3 separate regions of the Mus musculus genome follow, and regions 1 and 2 are each linked to region 3. Evidence: chromatin loops called from intact Hi-C (ENCODE). Cell type or tissue: heart. All regions are shown on one strand.

The links. A loop is a pair of places that touch in the nucleus more often than their neighbours do. Peaks named below come from ENCODE experiments on the same cell type or tissue, not always from the same donor. Only the 100,000 strongest peaks of a DNase experiment are listed, where the experiment ranks them.
Region 1: it touches region 3 in a loop (6-fold over the local background); 18 of 42 quality-filtered maps call a loop at or near these places.
Region 2: a loop joins it to region 3, with 4 times the contacts of the local background. A loop is called at or near these places in 3 of 42 quality-filtered maps.

The regions. Positions count from the first base shown.
Region 1 is chr13:8,866,898-8,874,897 of GRCm38, forward strand. Wdr37 (WD repeat domain 37) reads right to left here and starts at 4,147. Exons shown (of 14, transcript NM_172445.3): 1 at 3,973-4,147. In heart, a CTCF peak has its summit at 4,402 (motif pointing left); DNase peaks (open chromatin) are centred at 4,254 and 4,814; H3K4me3 peaks cover 2,605 bases; H3K27ac peaks cover 2,442 bases.
Region 2 is chr13:9,145,833-9,153,832 of GRCm38, forward strand. It overlaps Larp4b (La ribonucleoprotein domain family, member 4B), which reads left to right. Exons shown (of 18, transcript NM_172585.3): 8 at 1,569-1,672; 9 at 3,994-4,104; 10 at 5,033-5,086; 11 at 5,183-5,392. Among named protein-coding and RNA genes, the nearest start is that of Larp4b, 56 kb to the left of the region's middle. In heart, no CTCF peak of the experiment used is centred here; a DNase peak (open chromatin) is centred at 3,849.
Region 3 is chr13:8,992,561-9,000,560 of GRCm38, forward strand. Gtpbp4 (GTP binding protein 4) reads right to left here and starts at 3,452. Exons shown (of 17, transcript NM_027000.4): 1 at 3,389-3,452; 2 at 85-255. The coding sequence starts at 3,436. In heart, a CTCF peak has its summit at 3,629; a DNase peak (open chromatin) is centred at 3,571; H3K4me3 peaks cover 2,274 bases; H3K27ac peaks cover 2,022 bases.

The DNA of each region.
Region 1 (8,000 bases), 130 kb before region 3:
CGTGACGGCTTCTGTGCTGGTTTAAATAGGCTTGGTTGAGGGAGTGGCACTATTAGGAAGTGTGGCCTGTTGGAGTGGACGTGTCCTTGCTAGAGGAAGTGTGTCACTGTGCAGGTGGGCTTTGAAGCCCTCCTCCTAGATGCCTAGAGACAGTCTTCTCCTGTTTGACTTCAGAACAAAAATGTAGAAGTCTCAGCTCATTCTTTAGTGCCATGGATGCTGCCATGCTTCCCACCTTGATGAAAATGGACTGAATCTCTGAACCTGTAAGACAGCCCCAATTAAATGTGGTCCTTTATTAGAGTTGCCTTGGTCATGGTGCCTCTTCACAGCAATGGAAACCCTCACTAAGACAGCTGCCAAACCAGGTACTAACATGAACTAACCATGTATTAACAAAAAGTAATTAGAGAGAAAGTGGCAGGAGGATCAAAACTCAAATCCAGCCTTGCTTGAAAAGGGAGTTCAAGGCCATCCTAGGTTACCTGAAACCCTGTCTCAAAAAAATAAAAGGATGACTCAGAGGCTAAGAACCTATGCTGCTCTACCAGAGGAAACAAGTTCACTGCAGGAACGGTCAGGCAACTCACCACCACGTGCAACTCTAGAGTAATCTTGACCTTCCTACTGTTACATCCCTTTAATACAGTTCTTCATGTTGTCGTGACCCCTAGCCATAAAATTACGTTCACTGCTACCTCATAACTGTAAGTTTGCTACTGTTATGAATCATAATGTAATTATCTTTGTTTTCCAATAGTCTTAGGCAACCCCTGTGAAGGTCACAACCCACAAATTAAGAATCTCTGCTCTAAAGAATCTGATTTCCTCTCTGGCTTCTGTGGCCACTGCACTCACATGGCCCTCATGCGGATACAATTAATTAAATATTTGAATTACTAAAAAAATTCAGAGGTTTGGGGTTTGTGATCCTAGCAAGAAGGTACACAAGACAGTAGTCACTTGTACAAGAAATACTCAAGCGGTATACACAGAGCACAAGCTAGCCAAGTGAAAACAGAAAGAATGGAAAGCAAAGGGGAGAAAGTCAATTGTGGGTCGACCTGAGGTTGAAAAACTACCACAGACTGTCGCTTATGAGACTGAAATTGATCCACAAATACAGAGGCACTGATCCTCACACAAAACCACTGTGAGGGAGAATTTTCAACTTCAATTTGTAGTCTGATGGTATTTTACAAACTAGACAGTATTAAAAAGGTAACTGAAGCCGGGCGTGGTGGCATGCCTTTAATCCTAGCACTAGGGAGGCAGAGGCAGGCGGATTTCTGTGTTCGAGGCTAGCCTGGTCTACAGAGTGAGCTCTAGGACAGCCAGGGCTACACAGAGAAACCCTGTCTCGAAAAACAAAACAAAACAAAACAAAAAAAAGCAAAACAAAAGGTAGCTCAAAAGAGAAAGAAAACTCTTTCACTCTGAAAATAAAATAGGTCTACCTGGGCATAATGGTGCATGCCTTTAATCCGAGCACTGGGGGGGGGGAGGGGGGGTGTAGAAGCAGGCAGATCTCTGAGTTCAAGGCCAGTCTAATCTGGTCTAAATAGAGAATCCCAAGACAGGACAGCCAAGGCTTCACAGAGAGGAACTGTCTCATAAAAAAAGAGAAAATACATCTGGGGTGGGATGTAGCTCAATGGGAAGGAGGCTGATTGCTAGGCATAGCTGAGACCTTGGGTTTCATCACCAGCATCACACCAAACAAATTATTTTATAAAGTTACTTTTACTATGCACTAATTCACCTATATATGTTTTTAAAAAGAAAGAATCTAAAGCTCCAAAAGGTAATTACTTTCTTTCAAACACTCACATCAATTCACCCAGTTCAGTAAGACAGATCAGTACATTAAATGTAAAGCTGCAATATAGTTTCTCCTGCACTCCTAACTGGTTGGCCTGCCAAACTCATCTGTCCTTATTCCATGCTGTCATGGGCATATCCTCTTCTCTGCTGTTTATAAACAAGGCAGAACAATACATGTCCAGCTTTAGTGCAACATATTTAACAAATGAATAAAATCTCTACACACACTGTTAATATACCAAATTCACTACCTTGGTAAATGGTATAACATTAAACCGCACCAATGAACACTTAGCTCTCTCTCTTTTCAAGGCTCTTTTTAGTATGTATGTTCCACAGTAAGGTGTTACTACCTACAGTATCAGATTTTTATTAAGTACATACAACCAAACAGGAAGCCTGCTGAAGTAGTTTTATAAGCAATACAACAAACAATGTATGCTTTTATTTGAGATAATATAAAACATTACTCTCTATTTCATACTTTGGAGGAAGAATTTTAATTTTCTTTCAACAAGAAAAAACTGATTTATTTCAAAATAAATACCCGGTTTATCCCAAAAATGTTAGTTATACATTAAAAAGATGGTTATATAATTTGCAGATGGTAGTATAAACTATAAAATGTCACTGAACCTCCAAAAGTTCAATAAAGGTATTAATAATATTAATATTTTAAGTGTTGATTGTAATAGTACTTTTAAAATTAACTTCTAGAGGGCTGAATCAATGCAATATCTAACCAGTAACAGAAAAGAGAATGGTCTCTACACGCAACCTTGGAAATCTGTCACCAGAATTAAGTTACTTAAAATGTTCTGTCACTGATGAGATGAAGGCAAATGATGCACACTTATCGAGTCTAAGGATGGCACTGAGCTGACAGGCATCAGTAATTAAATAAGCTACCACCAAGAATTTTTTTCTCAATAACCAAAAAAGAAATTCAAATCTAGAAAGCATATCTTTCTTTGAATAAATCAGGACAGGACAACTAACAAAACTCTTAGTATCACTGCTGGGGGAAATACCCAACCCCAAGGATTTTACCTCAAATCAAGGGCAAAGTAAGATAACAGACCAACGTACCTATACTAAAGGAAGTAACATCTCAGAGTAAGAAAACCAAAGGAAGCATACTTAGGTCCTGTGTCCAGAAATTTATGCAAGAAGGCTTGATATACACTGCAAAAACGTAGCTGTCATAAACATCAAGGTCACACTGTTATTTCATGTGGCCACTGGCCACTGCTCTGCGTCTCCTATGGGCAACACTAATAGAAGGCCTCTACTTACTTTGGTCAGGTTATATTTATATATACTATGCTCAAGTATGTGGCTTAGGTGTCAAAGAGAATTTACAAACACTTGAAAATGTGATCGGCAAAGTAACCAAAACAGCAAGGAAGGTAGCATAATAGAAGATTTCTTAGAAAAGGGAGAAGTATCCTGGAGGCTTATTATCACCAGGTGTACTGCTTAGAGGTAAAAAGGTTTCAGTACCGCTTTGATGGCATACTTTGTAGGCCACAATAAGCAATGTAAAGAAAACCCATCTGAACTTCAAAGAAACTGCCTAGCAATCTACATCCGGGCAAGAGAGTGAGTGGTGTAGAGCTAACGGTCCTCGTCTTCAAGCACAAGAAACATCGAAGAGTTCAAGTTAGATGATAAAACCTCTAAGAACCTGATCAATCGTTCGGTTATGTCTGCTCGCGAAGTGAAATGGCATATTTATGCAACTTTTTGGTAAAACTGGCCCATTATGATGCCTTAAAACTTAGGAAATAGAAGTGTACGGGGAAGAAAAGGAAGTCTTCAGAAAGAGAAACAAAGGCGTGGCGGGGTTTTACCACTTCAGCATCTGCTTACCCCATCTCCGCCCCCCACCCTTCCTCCTTCCCAGAGGCCATACCCCGTCTTTGCGGGATCGAAGGCCACCATCTTCGAAAACTCTGGGCTTCCCACGGGACACAGACAGCCAGGTAGACGCCACTTGAGTACACAGGGAGCCAGAGAGAGTGCGCAGGATTAGGACTGTATCCTTCATCCACCTCGAAGCCTCGTCCCCACCGCCACCCGGACACCTGACATCCCCCGAGCGCCCGAGAAGGATGCCAAGCCAGACAGCTGAGAAGATGGCGTCACCTGTCACAGCAGCAGCACTCGCGTCCGCCTGGAACCAGCCTACGTCGCACTCAATTCGTAGATCCCCCCGCGACGAGGCTCCCGAGGCAGACCCAGAGCAGGAAAAAAAACCGGCCGATTCCCGCACTGACACAACCCGGCGACCCGAACTGGCGCGCCCGTACTTCCGGTAACTGCGGAAGTCCCGCCCTCAGAGATGGTCCTTAAAAAAAAAAAAACAGACCGGAAGCTCCGCCCCATGCCCAACGGCTGCGGAAGTTCTTTCCTGGTCTCCTTCGCTCAGTCCCACAGGCTTGTTCCGCGGGATAGTCTCCTGTTTTGGCTTTCGGCTTTGACGCCGGGTCCTGGAGACCTAAACTATGGCCTAGCAGCGCGCTGAGCCAAGACCCAGCGAGTGACTGCAGAACGAGTATGGCGTCCCCTGGTGGCGCAAGTAGGCTCAGCGCTTTCCCTGTTAGGAGCTTTCCCAAGGTGCTTACAGGCACTGCTAGACCCCAAATTCTGCACCACACACTAACGGTACACGCGATCCTTGCACGAATTGCTCCCCGAGACCCTGTAGCGTCGGTAACAGGGAGAAGCACACACAGCCTCCCGGACCGTGGGTACTTACCACTGCAGGGATTCCGGTGAGGGGTCCACGGTCAGGCAGGTTTTAAGTCCATCTGTCCTAAACACTCGCACAGCCCAAAAACTGGTAAGAAAAATAATCTATTAAAATGCAAAGTCGAGTGTACTATTTAACGTAATCGCTTTCAGAATCTCTCAAATCCAACTGCTTTACAGGCTGATCTGCTAGGAATGGCTCCTCAGGCAGGGCTCAGTGGGAGTCTTGCTAGCTGGCTGCAGGAGAGCCTGGTAGAGATAGAACTATTAATATTTCAGCTTATCTGCAGAAGATGACTCACCCAGTTTCCTTCTGAAATATCTGATCACCATTGGCTAAGAGGGGAAAATAGAATCAGCTGTTCACTGCAAAAGGTGGGACTTGAGCCGCTTTTCCCCGTTAATCAGGGTTGGGAAGACCTACATAGCAGAATGGAGCTGTTACATAAACAGCCTTGTCTCTGCGAGCAACTTGAACTAGATGTTTAAAACTCACCTACAGTAAAAGCATGATAGTATTTTCCTTCTATATGGGTCAACATTCTTCCTATAAGATAAAACTGAAGGTTCAGATTCAAGAAGCAGTAATGCAAGATGTTTGCTGGAGAAGAAATAAATTTATCGTATTTGGAGACTCGAATAACCAAAACATTCTGTACAAGAAATTGTGGGTTACTTGTGTATCAAGTATAATATTCAGGGGGCTGGAGAGATAGCTCAATGGTTAAGAGCTCTGACTGCTCTTAAACTGAGTTCAAACCCCAGCAACCACATGGTGGTTCACAACCATCTGTACAGCTAGAGTGTACTTGTATACATAAAATAAATAAATAAATCTTTTTTTAAAAAAAATATAGTATACAAAGCTTATCACTAGTAACAGTCTATAAATATGAACTGAGAAAAAAAAGATTTGGCTTCTCAGAGAAATCACTGTCAAATTTGGAGGCTGTGATATTTATTTAAGAAAATTTTAACTAGTAACAAAGAATGCATAAGACATTCTGCTGTTAATGATAGCCAGCAGAAAGTACTGTAAAGCATAGTTCCATATCCAAGTAGCATTCCACTAAGTTTGCAACAAAGCAGCCACATTTGGGTGCCACTTAAGATACTTTTAATGGAAGTACATTTTATCTTTGGTATATTTAGAGTTCCACCAAAAAAAAAAAAAAAACAAAGCGTGGTGGTTTTAATAAAATGGCCCCCATAGGCCTAGAGGGAGTGGCATTATTAGGAGATGTTGCCTTGCTGGAGTAGGTGGGATGTTGCTGGAGGAAGTGTGTGCCTGAGAGCAGTCTTTAAGGTCTCAGAAGGTCAAGTCTGGCAAGTGAGTCTCAGTCTCCTACTGCTTTCAGATCAAGAAGTAGAACTCTCAGCTCCTCCTGCAGTACCATGTCTGCCTGCATGCTGCCCTTCTTCCTACCAAGACAAGAATGGACTGAACCTCAGAGCTGTAACCAGCTCCAGTTAGATGTCTTTTGTAAGAATTGCTGTGGTCTTGGCGTCTCTTCACAGCAAGGAAACCCTAAGAGGTAGCTGTCTGTTAAGAGCACTGAGTATTCATGCAGAAGACCCAGTTTCAGTTCCCAGCACCCACAGGTTACAATTGACTGTTGTTGAGGTTCAGAAATTGCATCACAAACCATACGAACACAGATCTCAGGTAAGCAAAAATGGTTTGTAGAACACACACTCCAAGACTGATCAATCAGGACCACAAAAAGGATTCGGGAACCTAATTTTGTGGTACCAGTCTGTTTTTAGGGCAGGCTTTTTATAGGAAAAAACAGATTCAAAGGTTTAGAAGGTAAGGGGGTTGTGGGGGAGTAGCACAAAATGTTGCCTAACTAGACAAAAGTAGTAGCTGCTAACTTTAAGCTGATTGGTCCTGAGTAAGGTAAGAGGGGTGGCAGGTAGTAAAAGGGAATTTCAGAGCACTGAGATAACAGAGCATAAGTACTATAATCATAACTTCTTGGCTTATTAGTAGCATTCTTCAGTGTCAGCTATGGATAATCACTTCTGGAAAGTGGAGTCTGAGAACTGAACTTAATTTCAACTTATGAGCAAAATGGAGACTGAATACAAAATTGCTGCAGTGATGTTAAAAGGAGCAGGCTTCAACATCTGTAATTTCAGTTCTGTGGGCTCCGATGCCTTCTTCTGATCCCCTCAGGTATAAAGCACACATATGGTGTACATGTATGTAAAATATTCATACATATAAAGTTTTAAAAGTTTAAAGAAAAAAATTAGCAGGGCAGTGACAATGCATACCTTTAATTCCAGCCCTTGGGAGGCAGAGATGAGAGGATCTCTGGGTTCAAGACCAGTCTGGTCTATAGAGTGAGTTTGAGGATAGCCAGGGCTATAGAGAAATCCTGTCTTGGGGAAAAAAAACAGCCTAAAGTGAAACTGTTTGCATAATATTAGTTTTGAAAGTGCTATATGAATCTGAGTTACATAAAGGAGCATTACTCATGCGTACTGTACTTGTATTGTGCAATCCAAATCCTACATTTCACCATCTCAGGATTATATACAAGGGCATCATTGTGAAGATAATACACCTAAGTGACCTAAGTAACAGAATCTTCACAAAATACAATGTTGAAATGTAAATATTATGATATTGTGTTAGTTTTCTGATGCTATGACCAAGATACCTGATTTGAAAAAGGAAGAGATCATTTCTTCTGGTACATGGTTTCAGGGGAATTAGTTCATAGTCACTTGTGCAGGACATGGTGGTAAGAACATTTGGCAGAATAAATTCTTCACCTAATGTCAGACAAGAAGCAAAGAACAAAGCAAGGGGAGGCCAGGAATAAATACCCTTAAAGGCTTATCTTAGACCCTACCTATAGTTTCCTCACTTTTTCCAAAGTAGCACCCCCATCTAAGGGACATGCACCCAAAATGTGACCCTGTGAAAATCATTTTGTGAAAGTATAACATTATGCTCTTGGCCTCCCAAGACTCATGGTTACCTCATAATGCTAAATGTGTTGAGTCTACTCCCAAGAGTCTCCAAACTCCGTAACAATTACAAAGTATTTTCTGAATGTTCGTGTGTGTGTGTGTGTGTCTGTGTGTGTACATGAACACAGTTGTCTAAGGAATCCAGAAGATAGTGTGGATCTCCTAGAGTTATAGACCACTATAAGCATCTAAACATAGCTCTAAAAATCAAACTTAAGTCCATTACAAGAGCCGTTCTTACTGTTAACAGCTGAGCTATCTTGACAGCCATCTCAAATACTTAAATTCAAGTTTCTTCTGAAACCCAAAACAAACTTAGCAATGAGCCTATATAAAAACAAGTTACGGGCTGGTGAGATGGCTCAGTGGGTAAGAGCACCCGACTGCTCTTCCGAAGGTCAGGAGTTCAAATCCCAGCAACCACATGGTGGCTCACA
Region 2 (8,000 bases), 150 kb after region 3:
CTCTTTTTTCTTAGAAAGATACTGGGAATAAAGTTGTTTCTCCAGAATTTGGCACATACAGTGAATGTTTAAATACTACATAGTGTCTAAATCCACAGCCACTTCAGGAGATACATGTTACCTTTTGTGTCAAAACTATTATTTATTTATATTCTACTTGATTTGGGGGACTTCACTACCTTTTCCACTTTATTTTCTTAAAAGAGAGAAAATACCTTCACCTTAGATGTGATTGGCATAAAGTACCACATTTAAAGGTTGTAGCCAGTTAGTGTTGACACTTGGGTACATAGGTGAAGAAACATCACAACTGTGAGGTTAAGGTTACCGCTGTTCCTCTCAGAGCTTTGCTGGTGCTTTCTGTACGTACTTTGCTGTGATGTTTCTGTTTCCTTTTAAATCAAATTGTTTTTATTATAAAAATGCACTTTTTATACTCAAGCTACAAATTCCAGGTGAGTGATTTTCCCTGTTCCCTCCCTTGAGACTGATGTGTGTGTGGTCCAGCTGTTGTGGCTTTCTCACAAAGAACATGGTATGTTCCACCTCACACATGCTAGCACACCAGTATTGCTTACAAACGTTTGAGTGAGTAGACATTGCTGTTGGAAATAAAGTCTTAATTCTGCTGACCAGCTTTTTTTGTAGGTGTGTGTCTATGTTTCCCTGTCCCTATTCATTGATGAGACAGTCATTTCAAAAGTTTTCTGTGTGCACTTGACTTAGTAGTATATTAAAAGATTGCTGTCTTCCTTTAGAACTTAATTGGATTTAAAAGACTTTTTAAAATTTATCTTTACTCTGTGTGTGGGGGGGTGGATGCTATGTGGTTTTATGTACCACAGTGTGTGCACATGGTGCTCAGGGTAACTTCTGGAATTTGATTTTTTTTTCCTATGAGTTTTAGGGATGGAACTTGAGTCACTGGGCTTGAGCAACTAGCATCTTGACCTGAGTGAGCCATTTGGCCAGCCTTAATTGATTTCTCATTTTTCTATCCCTCTACAAAAAGCTAAAGAGCTGGCAAACATAATTATCAGTAGGACCTTAAAGCATTATATGACATTTTCCAAGATAGTAGTTTACTTTTCAGTATTGCCATTTAGAATACATGCTTTGGGGGTGGGGTAGTTGAGTTAGTTCTGTTGGATCTAGTTAAAAAGATCAGCAACTTGGCCGTATTTGTCTATATTACACTAAGTCTGTGGAATTATTCTTATGTATTATCCTCCAGCACCACTGACTAAAGTTGTCAGTTTTCACTGTAGAAAGGAGAAAACCCATTAACCCCGTGTCTGGTGCTTTGAGGATTTGATCTGTTTGATCTACAGCTGTCACCTCGTTTTGTGTATCTTTGGTAGTTCTTGAAGAAAATTTTAAATTTACATATTCATTTTGAACATTTAACAGGAAGATGGGTTTAAACTGTGTAGTAGTTTGTTTGGGTTTGAACATTTTAATAGTTCACCAAGTGTACAGTTTCTCTGGTGTGTTTGCTAACTAGTGCTCATATCCCGTTGGAGTGTCGTGTAATGTTGTTTTATCCTTTTGTTTTCTCCTCTCCACAGCTTTACCTTTAGTCCAAGTGGATGAGAAGGGAGAGAAAGTAAGGCCAAATCAGAACCGGTGCATAGTAATACTGCGTGAGATATCGGAGTCTACCCCCGTGGAAGTAAGTGCTGCCTCCACTTGCGGTACTTGACATTTTCCTGGGATTTTGTTGTTGGTGGTGGTATTTGTTTATATATCTGTTTTTGATAGGACTTGTTTAAAAAAAGATACAAAAACACCTTTTCTCAGGATATACACACTGGTAAATACAATGTGATTCACTTGTAGAAGAAAATAACCATCACACCTTTTGTTCTCAAGACTCCTTTAAACATTTAAAATTTTTAAAATAATGAGGTTTGTATATTTCAATAGTTAGAAATTAAAAATGTAATAGGTTTAGATATGTAGTGGGTGGGAAGGCTACATGGTGTGGGTCTTTATGACTTTACATCTTGTTCTGTTTACATCTATTGGTTTGTTGTTCTTAGTTTGTTTGGGCTTGGGGCTTTTTTTTACCTCACTGGATATAACTCTTTTTGGTTGGTTGGTTCCGTTTTGGTTTTCTAGAGGCAAGGTCTCACTATGTATAGTCCAAGCTGGCCTTTAACTCATGGTCCTCCTACCTCAGGCTCCTGAATGTTAGCGACGTAAGTATGTGCCACCATGACCAGCCCAAATATTTACCACTTTTAGTGGTTTCAGGCACCTCCACCTGCAGCCCACCCAGCTGCTTGCAGACTGTGATAACTAAGAATGCCACCCAAAACAAAACTGTAAACTTACTTAAAACATGAGTTTTTGTGTATGTTTCCTTCGTAAGTCAACGGATTCTTAAGCATGAACTTTGTTGATAATATCACTTGGTTGTATGTCTTAGTAGCCCTTCAGTCAGGTTCTGTTTTTTCCTTTTGCCTGATTCTTTTGAGAGATCTTGTATAAATCCATTCGTACTGAAAACAACCTTTTTTTCACCTCTGGTATGTTTGAGAGAATCCTGATTTAGAGCTTACTAAAAGCTTTTTTATTTGCTTTGTTTGGTTTGGGGCGAGGAGTTAGTAAAGTTCCTGGATTGGTGGGGAGTGCTTTCTCCCCAACACCCCAATTCCTGTGTTTTAAACACATTGTTCTCTGGTTTGCATTGTTTCTGCTGAAAAAAAAAATCTGCCAGTTTTTCTCTTTGTTCCTCTCTGTCTTTCTGTGACTCTTGGGAAATTTTCATCATTATCAAGCTTTTCCTTTCTGAGCATTTGAAATGGACATTCAGTAACTATTCTGGTTTTGCTGTCACTTGTATTATTTTAAGGTTAATCCAATTGGTCTTTTTCACTATAAGCAGCCTTTTCTATTTCTTAATGTGATTATTACTTCAGTGAGTGGTAAAACCTTCAGATAGTTTTGAATTCTAATAAATATTCTGAGATTCAGCTAAGTTCCCTGGTGGTGTGTGTGTAGTCCCAACTGCTCAAGACTAAGGCTGGAAAGGCTGTTCAAGGCTATTCTGAGACACATTTGTGAAGTGGTTCAGAACAGCCTTCATACAGGGCACAGTCTTGTTTGCTTGCTCTCATGTTCTCAGGGTTAAGACAGACTTTCCACTCTGGCTGCCCAGTAAGCTGGCTGTAGGGTTATTCTACCTTACTATTCTAGTTGTTTTGTTTCTGGCTAAAGACCTAACGAAAACCCTCCACAAAGCTCTGGAGACTTGCCCATCTTGTGACCTGGAAACCCTAGGCTTTGGCGCTCTTGGCCCCTGTATGTTCTTTCAGAGAAGGCTCTCCTAGCCTGCTAATGACAGATGTCTAAAAAGCTTTATATAGCTTATCTTTTTACTTATGACTTGTGTCATTTGGGGCCATAAATCTATTTAACTTAGCCAGAAGCAAAAGTTCAGCTAATATTTCTAGTTTTCAAACTACCTTTTAAATTAATTTGTGTATTTATTAGCCTGTTGATAAAATACAATGTTTTTTCCCCCTTCCTTCCCATTCCCCTTCTCTTCCTTCTCTCTCCCTTCCCCTTCGCTCTCCTCCCTTCCCCATCGTCTTGTTAAGAATCCTGTATTCCAGAGCAGCACAGAACTCTGTAGCTGCGGATGACCTTCAACTTAGTTGCTCTCCTTGCTTGAGTGCTAGTATTACAAGCATGTACCACAATGCTCAGTTTATGTTGTATTGGGGATCAAACGGAAGGTTTCTTAAGCACTAGGCAGGGCGTGCAGGCCCTACTGTTCATATTAATGCTAGTTCCTTGTGGGGAAGGGAAAGCTGTCAGTGATTACTTCCTTCTTTGTGGCATGTGATCCGTGGGTGCTCCCTGCAGTGCTTCTGAAAGAGACCTCACAGCTGCATCAGAGCATGAGAGAATACGTTTTCCTCCTAATTTGATAGATAAAAAGCAGCGTGACTGAGGACTAATTTCTAACTTCTCTGTTTTCTGTAGGAAGTAGAAGCACTATTTAAAGGAGATAATTTACCAAAATTTATAAACTGTGAATTTGCCTATAATGATAATTGGTTTATTACCTTTGAAACAGAAGCTGATGCACAGCAGGTAAGTGTATTCCTCTGCCAGCCTGTGAAGTCTGTAGTTTCCCCATGTTTCATCAGTGTACAGCAGAAGTTAGGACATTGAGGTTATTATAGCAACACCGTGTATGTTTTTGTAGCACTGCTGAAAGAAGGTCACATTACTTCTAAGTGTATTATGAGTAAGCAGTTGTGGGAAATCAAATCTGCTCTCATATCTGGGGAAAATTTTTTGTTTGCAAAGTGAGGAAATTTGAACCTAACCCTGACCAGTGAGGGAGTGTCCATTGTGTGGCAAAGTGCTTTCAAAGGTATTGAGAAGTTTTGTGCTCTTAAAGGAGGTGTCTGATTTAGGGGAAGTATACCAAGTGTGAAACGTTAAGCACTACAAACAGAGGGTCAGAAGGAAAAAGCACAGAAACCTAGAAGGCCGAAGGGTAGAAGCTCTGTTCTGTGGCCGTGGCCTGCCTGGTGAGCCAGATGGGTGAGCATAGGCGGAACTGAGGAGCCTCTGCGTGAAGTGGGGCTTGATAAAGACTAATGCTCAGACAGTAGATGTAGGCCTACGTAGTGACAGCAGCACAAATATTCCAATCTCCTGTCCCTGCCTTCTAAGACCTTCCTTTCCTACATTACATAATCTCAGTTGCTAGTTGGGTTAATAGGAGGGAAGCAGTATTCTTTTGTATCTAAATTGAAGAGTTTTAGCTTGTGGTTTGAGGCTGCTTATATGGTATTTATTAATACTTAGAAGGTTATTTAAATATTTTACAATAATTTGGGGCACAGATACTATAATAAGGATGCTTTTAGTGACCTGTGAACAAAAGAGGGTCAAAAATCACTCTTTTTAGATCCTGTCTGCTATATTCAACCATACATATCATTATCTGAGCTGTAAAGTTAACTTACAAAGTTAACAGAACGGTATTTTGTATCATTTTTACCCATAGGCTTACAAATACCTTCGAGAAGAAGTCAGAACTTTCCAAGGAAAGCCAATTAAGGTAAATAATACCATTGCATATAGCTTGTTTATTGCATTGTTAATATTCTTAAATGTTCTCATGGGAACATGTAACATCTTGAATGTCTCCAAACAGGCGCGGATAAAAGCAAAGGCAATAGCGATAAACACATTTTTGCCAAAGAATGGATTTAGACCTCTGGACATGAACCTTTATACCCAGCAGCGCTATGCTACATCGTTTTACTTACCTCCAGTGTACAGTCCCCAGCAGCAGTTCCCTCTGTACAGCCTGATCACCCCCCAGACGTGGTCAACAACACATAGCTATCTTGATCCACCCTTGGTAAGCCTTTTCTTTGTTTTAAATTTACATAACAGGTTTACATTAGGTACTGCACTAGGCACTCTAAAAGCTTAAGTTCTGCTCTAATCAGAGAACCACGTGTCTACAGTTTGTCTAGTGTACAGACCTCAGGTTTATGGTGTGGATTTACAGTTTAATTGGGCAATAAAGGTAGAGTCCTGTGCAACAGAGTCCTGCGAGGCTGTGATCCTTGCCTCCTGCCCTCTTAGCGTTGCCTTTCTGTGAAGCACAGTACAGTAAAGGCTCCAGCTGCTGTCCTGCACAGGGAGAGGGGCTTGACACAAGGAATTCTGTCGTAGAAGAAGATGTATCTCAGTAGTTTCCTAGCAGTCCGGGAAAGCAGGAGACATATAGAATGTCTCACAAAACTCAACATACCCACTTTAGGGTTGGCCTTTGTTAAGGTCTGTGGTTTTAATTTATAAGTCTGTAGTGAGCATGGTCACTTTTCTCCAGCTTTGTGCAATAGACCGTAGGAAACATGGACTCTGATTTGACTTCACTGATGTAGTGAGGTTGTGGTAAGGTTCCGTGATAAGAACATCAGCCTTGTGAGGTAAAGTCCTTGAAAGTGAGGCCAGGTGACAAAGCTGGATGAGTTCATATCTGTAGGCTTGTGTGGCACTGTTGGTACTGATGTAAATGTAAGGAAAGGTAAAGAATAGAATGCATAGAAGGAAATGGTCAGAACGCAGAAATGAAGTTATTAACTCTGGAAGACTGCGTATCCAGAGTGTGGCTGTGGACTAGATAGAGAACAAGTGGGGGTGCTCAGGATCAGGTGTCTGGATGCCGCCTGCCACCTGTCAGGTAGAGTCAGTACCACTCATTGGCAGGCAAGCAGGAGAGGTGTGGGAAAGAGGGAGCTTGAGACAGAGTTGTTCAGACTTTAAAATGCAGTTGCTGTTAAATACTGAAAGATGAAGATAAATGTCTATGAGAAACTGAGTACATTTAGGAGCGGATACTGCAAAAATAGATATAAATAGAAAATACCATTAAACTTAAAGCAAGAACTGATGAGCCATTGTGTGTACCTTAATCTGGTGTTCATGTTTCATGTTAACTTAGAAGAAGGATCAAAGAAAGGAAGGTCTGAGGATAGAGTGTGTGTACAAAGGCACCCAGGTTGCTAAAGATCAGCTTTTATTCTCAGTGTACCAGGCAGCTGGGAACGGGGGTGGTAAGTTGCTTTCATAAGAGTCCTTAGACACATGGACTTTGACCTGGTTCTTGTAGGAAGTAATGTGGAAGATTTCATTTCCTTATATGGAAATGGGCTGGAGAGATAACTCAGTGGTTAGGAGCACTGGTTGCTCTTCCAGAGGACCTAGGTTCAATTCCCACACCCACGTGGCAGCTCACAACTGACTGTACCTCCAGTTCTGGGGACCTGACACCTATGCATATTAAAACATAAACAATTGTTTTTAAAAAAGAAAAAAGAAATGACAGTATGTTCCATGTTTTAAAGGTAGCTCTCTAACCATGTGTAGAACAGGAGTTACAGAAGAGTCTCAGGCCCGTGACACTCCCCTCCCTCCAGTTCTATAAAACACTGCAGTACAAAGTTTGGTATACCATTTCTAAAATGAGAACTTATATCTATCTCTAAACTTTGAAATGACCAGAGGAAAATACATGGAGACATAGGCATAGGTAAAGACAGCAACAGTGGGCAAACAGGGTTCTGTCCTGCTTAAAAGTTTCTACCCAACAAAGAAGCAATTACCGTAGTAGAGACAACCTGTACTGGAAGAGAACTGTTAGCAGATTTATCCAACAAAGGCTTCCTACCCAAATTCACAATGAACTAAAAAGATGAGGTGAGGGTGCAGGGGAAGAGATTCTTTGTACACGGTTCCTGGGAATATAAATTAGTTCAGGCACCATGGAAATCAGTGTAGAGATTCTGGGAAAACAGTAAAAGTGGACCTGGAGTAGCATCTAGTTTACCACCCATGGCATACATCCAATGGAATAAATACCTTAGACAGTAGAGGTGTCTGCACATTCATCTGCATTGTGAACTATACACAGTGGCCAAGTCTGGAAATCACTTTAGGTGCCTGTCAGTTAGTGAATAGATTAATAGAGAACCATGTGCTAACTGTTGAGAGGATCTCTTGTAAGCCATCTGTCAATAAAAAAGCAGGAAATAGGAAGTGGGACACTTGCAAGAAGAGAGGATTCTGGCTAATAGTAAGAGGAAAAAGAGACTAGGGGAAGAGATGAGTGATGGACATCAGGTAGATGAACCTGGAGAGAGACTGAGGGAGACGCTGAAGAGGCGAGAAGGAAGAAGTGGTCTGGGACTGAAAGAGAGACAACTAACCAAGTGGTAGATGTAGAATGATTTAAATGTAAATAAGAGCTAGACAGGAAATGAGCTAACACTTCTGGCCTAGCCATTTAATAATAACTAATTAGTCTCAGAGTCATCATTCCAGGAGCAAGACTGGGAAAGGAAAAACAGATATATATACACACATACATACACACACACACACACACACACACACACACACACACACACACACACACACACACACACACACACATTCAGCCATAGAGAAGAACTACATCA
Region 3 (8,000 bases):
TTCATTTCGTCTCTAACAAATACATCCATCTGGCTAATATGGCTCTCTGTAGTCTTCTATGTTATAACCATACTTGTCACTTACATCCAATTTGGGGAAATCCGACAGAATCTGTGACAGTCTGTCATGGTAATTCTGTTGAGTAAATTTGACTTTTCTCATATAAAAATGTCGAATCCGATGAATTTGATAATGTTTATGAATAACCGTTGGAGTCTTTCGTTGAGTCTTGGATAATGTTAGGTCAATAAAGTCCTATGATTAAAGAGAATAATTAAAATTCAAACATTTGCTTATAACTTTCTTAAAGCATTAACCCAGTAGTACATGGTTTAAACTACAAAATTTACTTTTTCAAAAATCAACTGTTTTGTATACAACTTGGCTCATCTTTATAGTTTCTGGCCTTTATGAAAACTTGCTACCCACCACCAAGACTAAGATAGTTGGGAGAATCTCAACCCTCCTCAAGAATGCCTGACCAAAAGGGACAGTGCTGGTAGTGTCTCTAAGTGTCAGAGCCTTGCATTATTTATGCCCTCAATCGCTCAGCCCCTACACCAAGTATGACACCAAGATCAACTAGGCCATGCCTCACAAAGACCCAGCCCCTGCCCCTGATAATGGGAGCATGCTCCATGTGTCCAACCACGCCAGGACCTGAGTTTGGAATGGCTGAAAAACTTGTGAATACTTCCAACTGATGGAGGAGGCCCCTTCCTTGTCACTCTTCCAATAAAAATATGCCTGGGGTAGAAGAGAGGACTTGCTAATGGTTGCTGAAATATATTTTACCCCATGTTTTTTAATGCTATTTTAACTTTCAAATAAACTCAAGAATAAATCAGAAGAAAAAGAGCCAGCTCTTCAATTTCAAGGATTTTGTAGCTTTGATTTTAAAGGGGTATAAAATGAAAAATCTAAAACTCATCATCTAAAATTTCCTGGGTATGCTGAGTAGACTATTTGAGATATTTGTACTTATTCACTTTTACCCAACCATAGAAAGCTGTTCTACTTTCCCTTGATCACTTCCATTAATTGAACAATATTGATCATTTTCTATAATAAAGGATAGAATGAACACAATGCTGAAGACAAAACAGTGAAGAAGACACTAAGATCCAACGAAACAAAACCAAAGGCAAGCAGGTAATCACAATACAGTCTGCCAGATTACGGAGAGCATGGATACTCAGGCCTGCTGCTCTTCTACTCTGTTCCTTTCCATGGTCCTCATATCTTTTAAAAGTTGCCTACTGAAAAGTTTCTCCAAACTCACCCATTTATTAGTATATTCTTTGTTTTTATTTTTCTAATCAGGGTTTCTCTGTGTGTAGCTTTGATTGTCCTGGAATTTGCTCTGTACACCAGGCTAGCCTCAAACTCACAGAGATCTCCTGCCTTTGCCTCCTCAGTAGTGGGATTAAAGGCATGCACTAACACCGACTGCCCAGTTCTCACTACATTCTTATGTTATCCCAAATCTCTGATATTTACAGGAGTTTATAGTCAGGGTTCCTCCCACCCAAGCCCTCGCCCACCAAAACAGAGAGATATTTGAGTTCACTTTATAAAATGGCACAGTACTTGTGTGTAGAAGAATCCACATATATTTGTCATATACGGTAAATAGCTGTAACTATATGTAGGGAATGCTCCTTTAAAAAGTCTATGTGCATGGTGGCTCACGCCTTTAATCCTAATCCTAGAGGCAGAAATGTATAAGTTCCAGGCCAGCCAAGGCAGACAAAAAGAAAGCAAACAAACAAAAAAGAGAAAATAAAGTCTATGTACATTAAATATAGATGCAATTTTCAAATAGTGTTTTTAATCTGTGTTGGTTGACTCTGGATTTGAACTCATACAGAGGGCCAATTGGAGCTCACACTTCTCCATCATACTGCGGTGGGTATAAACACATTCAGTTATTCCTTCAGAAAATCCTTTTTTTTTAAGATTTATTTACTTATTTATTTATTATATATAAGTACATTGTAGCTGTCCTCAGATACTCCAGAAAAGGGCATCAGATTTCATTACAGACGTAACGTGGTTGCTGGGATTTGAACTCGAGACCTTCGGAAGAGCAGTCGGCGCTCCTAAACCACTGAGCCATCTCGCCAGCCCCCAGAATATGATTCTTAAAGACGCAGACTATTCTATGTGTTTCTATACACAGAACTTGGCACACACTTTACAAAAGCACCCCATACTCTTCAGATTGACTTTTTATTTCCCACCACCTATCTACACACATGCAAACTCATCTGCAAACAGACCTCCTTCAGGGCAACAGAGACAAAGGCTGCCTTTCCTAGGTCAATTATATCAACAAAGTTCCTTTGACCCAATGAACTCTATTTCCAGTGAAATAAAAAGTGTACGAGTTCCTTCAACATGCACTTGAGAAGTAGTGGCGACAGTCTCGTGGGCTAAAACAAAATGTGATTCCTACATGTAGTTTCTTTCCAATTATTACAAACGTGTGAAAAACGTATCAGAATGGATATCAGAAAGAGGAAGAAAGGAGAAATACAGAGACGTGTAAGGAAAACAACTAGTGGAAACATGGTTTTTGTCTTTTCAAGACAGGGTCTTTCAGAGATCCGCCTACCTTTGCCTCCCTAGTGCTGAGACTAAAGGCGTGCACTACCACGCCCACCAGAAAATACTAGTTCTTTACACAAGTTTTCAAAGCAAGCTCATTCAGAAAGGGGGATGTCGAAAACACCCACACTGCGGTCAATTTAACGATAGTGACACTGGTTCCTCTAACTGATTCTGCAATTTAATGCCCATGGCTTGCCAGAGAAACCGGTGTATCCTTTTAGGTTCTTTAGCCTACCTCATTCTCGACATTTGGGAGGAAAGCATCTTGCTACGTTACATAATGTGGGCCTGGCTACTTGCGTGCTTATAACCAATTGCATCTTTTAAGTCCAACGACAAAATGACAGCTACCTAAAATCTTTTTAGACCGTGACGTCACGAATCAAATTCTACTTAAAGGGGAGGGTACTCACACGACGCTCACCACTGGCCCCTTCAGGCTTCCTACCCTGCTCCTTACTGTGGCCACCACCCAGACACTTTGTCCCGTCGGCAGGCCACACAAGAATCATAGGCTCTGGAACGGCCCTGATGTCTTGGAGGGATTCTAGGGCTTAGGGTACCCAAGGACAGCAGGAGAGGGGCTTGGTTTCAGAGAGTGGGACTGATCTCCGAGGGTCGCGAGGACAAAGCCTAGCAAGCGGAGCTCCGCACTGAGGGCCGAGGGACTGCACGGTGTCCTCCCTCCCCCAGTCTCGGGGATACAGGCCTGGACCCTCCCTGGCGACTTGTCGGGGAAATGGAGATAGGCGGAAACGACCTCTGTCACCCCTACCTTGGCAGACGGCACCACCGTAATCTTCTTGAAGTTGTAATGCGCCATGCCGGCGGTGGAACGCACGAGGAACCAGGAGAAGCGGAGGACCGGACTTCCGCCGGCGGAGGTGGGCGGGACTTCCGCTATCCGGCGTGACACAACTTTGGCTGCCGGACTCAAGCGTTACATCATTTCCTGAATGTCCGCGAGGCGTGGCCCACGCGTCCGCCTAGACAGGCTTCTAGTCCCACAGCGTCCCCGCTCGGCCGGGAAGTCCGCCGCCAAGAGCCGCGGTAGAGATCTGCTGGGTTTAGAGGTGGGAGAGATAACCTTGCGGGGTGAAAGGGAGACTCCCGGCTGGCCACCTTGGCGGGGCTCTCAGGAAACACTGCCCTCACCCAAGCCGGCTTCGGGGCTCCAAAGGGTGTTTCCAGCCACCTCTGGGGACGCCGCGGCCAGAGCGAGTGACGAGCGGGAAGACGCAGCGCGGGGCTTCTGCATCACTTTGGTGTCCCTTGAGCAAGAAAGGCTGTCTGTCGCCTGGCAGTGTGGAAAGTTATTTATTCGAGTAAATTATGTTGACGGGGCTTCTGTTAATGGAGTAGACTGCATACTTCCAGGTGGCCCGAGTTTCCTCTCCTGACCTTGCAGTCTCGAGGTGGTTTGTGGGTGCTCCACCTTCACCTGACCTTCACCTGACATGGGCCAGTGAAAAAACTCTGCCCCCCACACAGCTGCCCAGAACCCAGGCACCAGACATAGACACAAAGTCTGATCCGTACAGACCTACATGGATTGAAGCCAACCTTCCCACTTGCGTTTTCCCTGTCAGTTTAATTAAGCCACCCATTTCTTTACCTTAATCCATCTACTCTTGCCTCATGATTATCTTTTAACTAAAAGACCCTTTCTCAGGTGTTGCCATCTTCTTCAAACCTTTCTCCCTATTTTTCTGTGACATCCATCATTCTGGTACTTGATGTCTAGAATGCAGTCTTCTTTGCTAATTTACCTTCCTGAGTCTCTCCCTAACTAGATAATCCTCAAGGTTCTTCCTCTCCTCAAAGTCTCCTTTCTCCTTTCTCCTTCACAGCCCCAGTGTGGACTACTTTGATAATACAAGTTGCTTTCAGCCTGGTGTCTTTTTTAATTACAATCAGACATTTTCAATCAGACTCCAGATATGTTAAATTGGGTATTTCCCAAGAGCATTTACTTTCTGCTTTTCTGACTAAATGCATCTCTCTGTGCTGTTGGAAAGGACAGTCTCGGGCTGGTGAGATGGCTCAGCGGGTAAGAGCACTAACTGCTCTTCTGAAGTTCCTGAGTTCAAATCTCAGCAACCACATAGAGGCTCACAACCACCCATAATGAGATCTGACACCCTCTTCTGGTGCGTTTGAAGTCAGCTACAGTGTACTTATGTATAATAATAAATAAATCTTTGGGCTGGAGTAAGCAAGAACTGAGTGAGGCTCGGCAGTGGTGGCGCATGCCTTTAATTCAAGCACTTGGGAGGCAGACACAGCTGGATTTCTGAGTTTGAGGCCAGCCTGGTCTACAGAGTGAGTTCCAGAACAGCCAGGGCTACACAGAGAAACCCTGTCTCAGAAAAAGCAAAAAGGAAAAAAAAAAAAAAAAAAAACTGAGTGAACTGAATTGATCGGAGCAAGCAGGGTGGACTGGAGCAAGCATAGGTCCTAAAAATTCAATTCCCAACAACCACATGAAGGCTCACAACCATCTGTACATATACAGTGTACTCACATACATAAAATAAATAAATCTTAAAAAAAAAAAAAAGGCCAGGCGTGGTGGCGCACGACTTTAATCCCAGCACTCGGGAGGCAGAGGCAGGTGAATTTCTGAGTTCGAGACCAGCCTGGTCTACAAAGTGAGTTCCAGGACAGCCAGGGCTACACAGAGAAACCCTGTCTCAAAAAACCAAAAAAAAAAAAAAAAAAAAAAAAAAAGGAAAGGAAAGGACAGCCTCACATTCTGACTCCCCACTAGGGTACTGAACAAAACTGAACAGAGTCAAGAGCAAGGTTGACCAAGACTAAAGACCTTGAAACAAAGTTAGTAGATGAGGCCTCAGGGGCAGAGGTGAGGTCATAAGAAGAGTGGCCCTACTGATGATGAATCCCAGGAACAGGAGCAGAGAAGGAAAATTATGGAATAAGGCAAAAGAGCTGTATGTGGTCCCACACAGTGGGTTAGCAGAATCCAGGTATTCACCAAGGAGACTCAGTCCTTGGAGCCCAGCTCAAATAGGAGGAAGTGGATAAGGATGAAGCACTTGGACAATTGATAAAATTTTCACTCTCAGGTAACTCAAGAATCCCATATGGTGTTAAACCTTAAATAGGGCTGACTATAGCTCAAGCAGTGTTCAAAGCAGTTGACCCCAAATTAACTCACTTAGCTCCTACAAAAACCTTATAATATTTGGTGAGGAAACAAAACTATACAATTTTGTTATATGTAGAAATTATATAAAATTATATAAGATATATAAGAATTATATAAAAAGCCTTGAACATGTGGCTTGGCTCCTACAAAACCTGCTTTGACATACTGCTTCTAAGTCATTGTGTGTGCTCTCTCACTTTTCAGATCTTTTAACAAGTCCTGCTCTTCTTCATGAAAATGTCTATCATGTTCCCATCGTTCCAGTATTAAAAATCAATTTGAAGCACATTGCCATTTGTTATCTTAGCATTACTGCTCATTATTGTGTCAGCAAGTTAAATAAGCATGCTTTGATTATTCTAAATGAAACCTCCAAGATTACTAGAATTTACTGGCTGTAATCACATACTACCCAGGAAGGCTCTGTCCAACAAATCTGAAATGAGCAAAGCTATTTCCCCATTGTTCCTTTATTCAGGTCCTGTATTTTCTCAAACTCCTGGCTTTCCCCAAACTATTATAGAACCAACTTCTTTTTTGTTGTTGGACCCTTTTTTTTAAAAAAGTTGTTTTGGGATTTTGGTTTTCTTTTGTTTTGAGATGAAGTCTTGCTCTGTAGCCCAGACTGGTTTGAGACTCATTGTTTAACCCAAGCTTATCTGGAGCTCAGCTTGTAGCCTAAGATGGTCTGGAACTCACTATATAATAAAATTCCTGAAATTTGTGGTGATTCTCCTGCCTCAGCCTCCTGGGTGTTGTTGGGTATATAGATATGAGACACCACCACACTTGGCTAAACTAATTTGTTTTTCTTGTAAAGTGCTGGAGATTGAACTAGGCAAGCACTCCTCCACTGAGCTCCACCCCCCAGTCCTTTTTCTTTTACCATCGTTTAGATAATACATTATTTGCTTCTGATGGGAAGCCATTCTTTCTTCAGCACTTAATCTAAGGGAAGTAATTGAAAAATATCTTACATTTATATGACCTTAGTATTTATATTAACTTAGTTATTTACAGTTTAATATTTTTTTAAAATCCCAGAAATAGCCAGCCATGGTTTCACCTTTAATCCCAGCACTCAAGAGGCAGGTGGGTCTCTGAGTTCAAGGCCAGCCTGGTCTACAGATCAAGTTTCAGGACAACCAAGGCTACACAGACGAACCCTTTCTTTGGGGGGGGGGGGGGAGGAAGGAAGGAAGGAAGAAGAAAAGAGGAAGAAAAGAAAAAAGTCCTCAACAACCAGCAACCTTCTGATCTGATCTGACATACTTCATATCCAGAATCGCACAGCTCTAAGTGGCGGGCGGGCGGGCGGGCGGGCGGGGCAGACCTGGAGGAAGCCAGCTGAACTTACAGCTATCTCATAAGCACAGTCATTTATATACACAACATGCATAAGGGACAGAAGTTATTACATACTATGAAATGTCATATGTGATTGCACTTGCAGGTCACTTGTCCATTCAGAAAAGGACTCACTCATGAAAAGAAACATGGATTATCCTTGACAAAGAGAAAACAGACTGAAGTTCATGTCAGAAAATAAATGTGAAAGAGTTTCATAAACCAATCCAATAAAAAGCTAACATCACAATTTTTTTTACTCTTTTACCCAAGAATTAAAATTACATTTATTTGTTTCTTTGTTTGTTTGAGATTTTTTGAGACAGGTTTTCTATATAACTCTGACTGTCCTGGAACCCACGATGTAGATCAGGCTGGTCTCAAACTCAGACATACACCTGCCTCTGCCTCGAGAGTGTAAGCATTAAAGGCATAGAGTCAAAAGCTCTAAGTTATGGCTCCAACTCCAGTTTACAAACTGTGTGAGTCAGAAGATAGTACTTAATTCCTTTGATCTTTAGTTTTCTCTTTGGCAATATGGGGGACAACAAATACCCTCAAAGGATTATTTATGGTAGGTAAGAAATACATGAACACAAACGCAAAGCATGAGTTGGGGGACAGTGTAGTCACCATTAGTCATAAAATGTAATTCTGAAATTCCTTTGGGTCATCATGTACTAAATGCCAAATTTCTTTTAAGAATTCTTCCTATATGAATACCAATAATCTCTTAAATTGCTTGTAGACTAGGGAATAAATAAACCTTCTAGCCCTATTTGCTTTCAAGTATTTTGCTTTTAGCTGACTTTGGAAGGTCATGTAACTAAGCACTATGATATGAGTATCCCACCAGCTTTTCATTAGATGC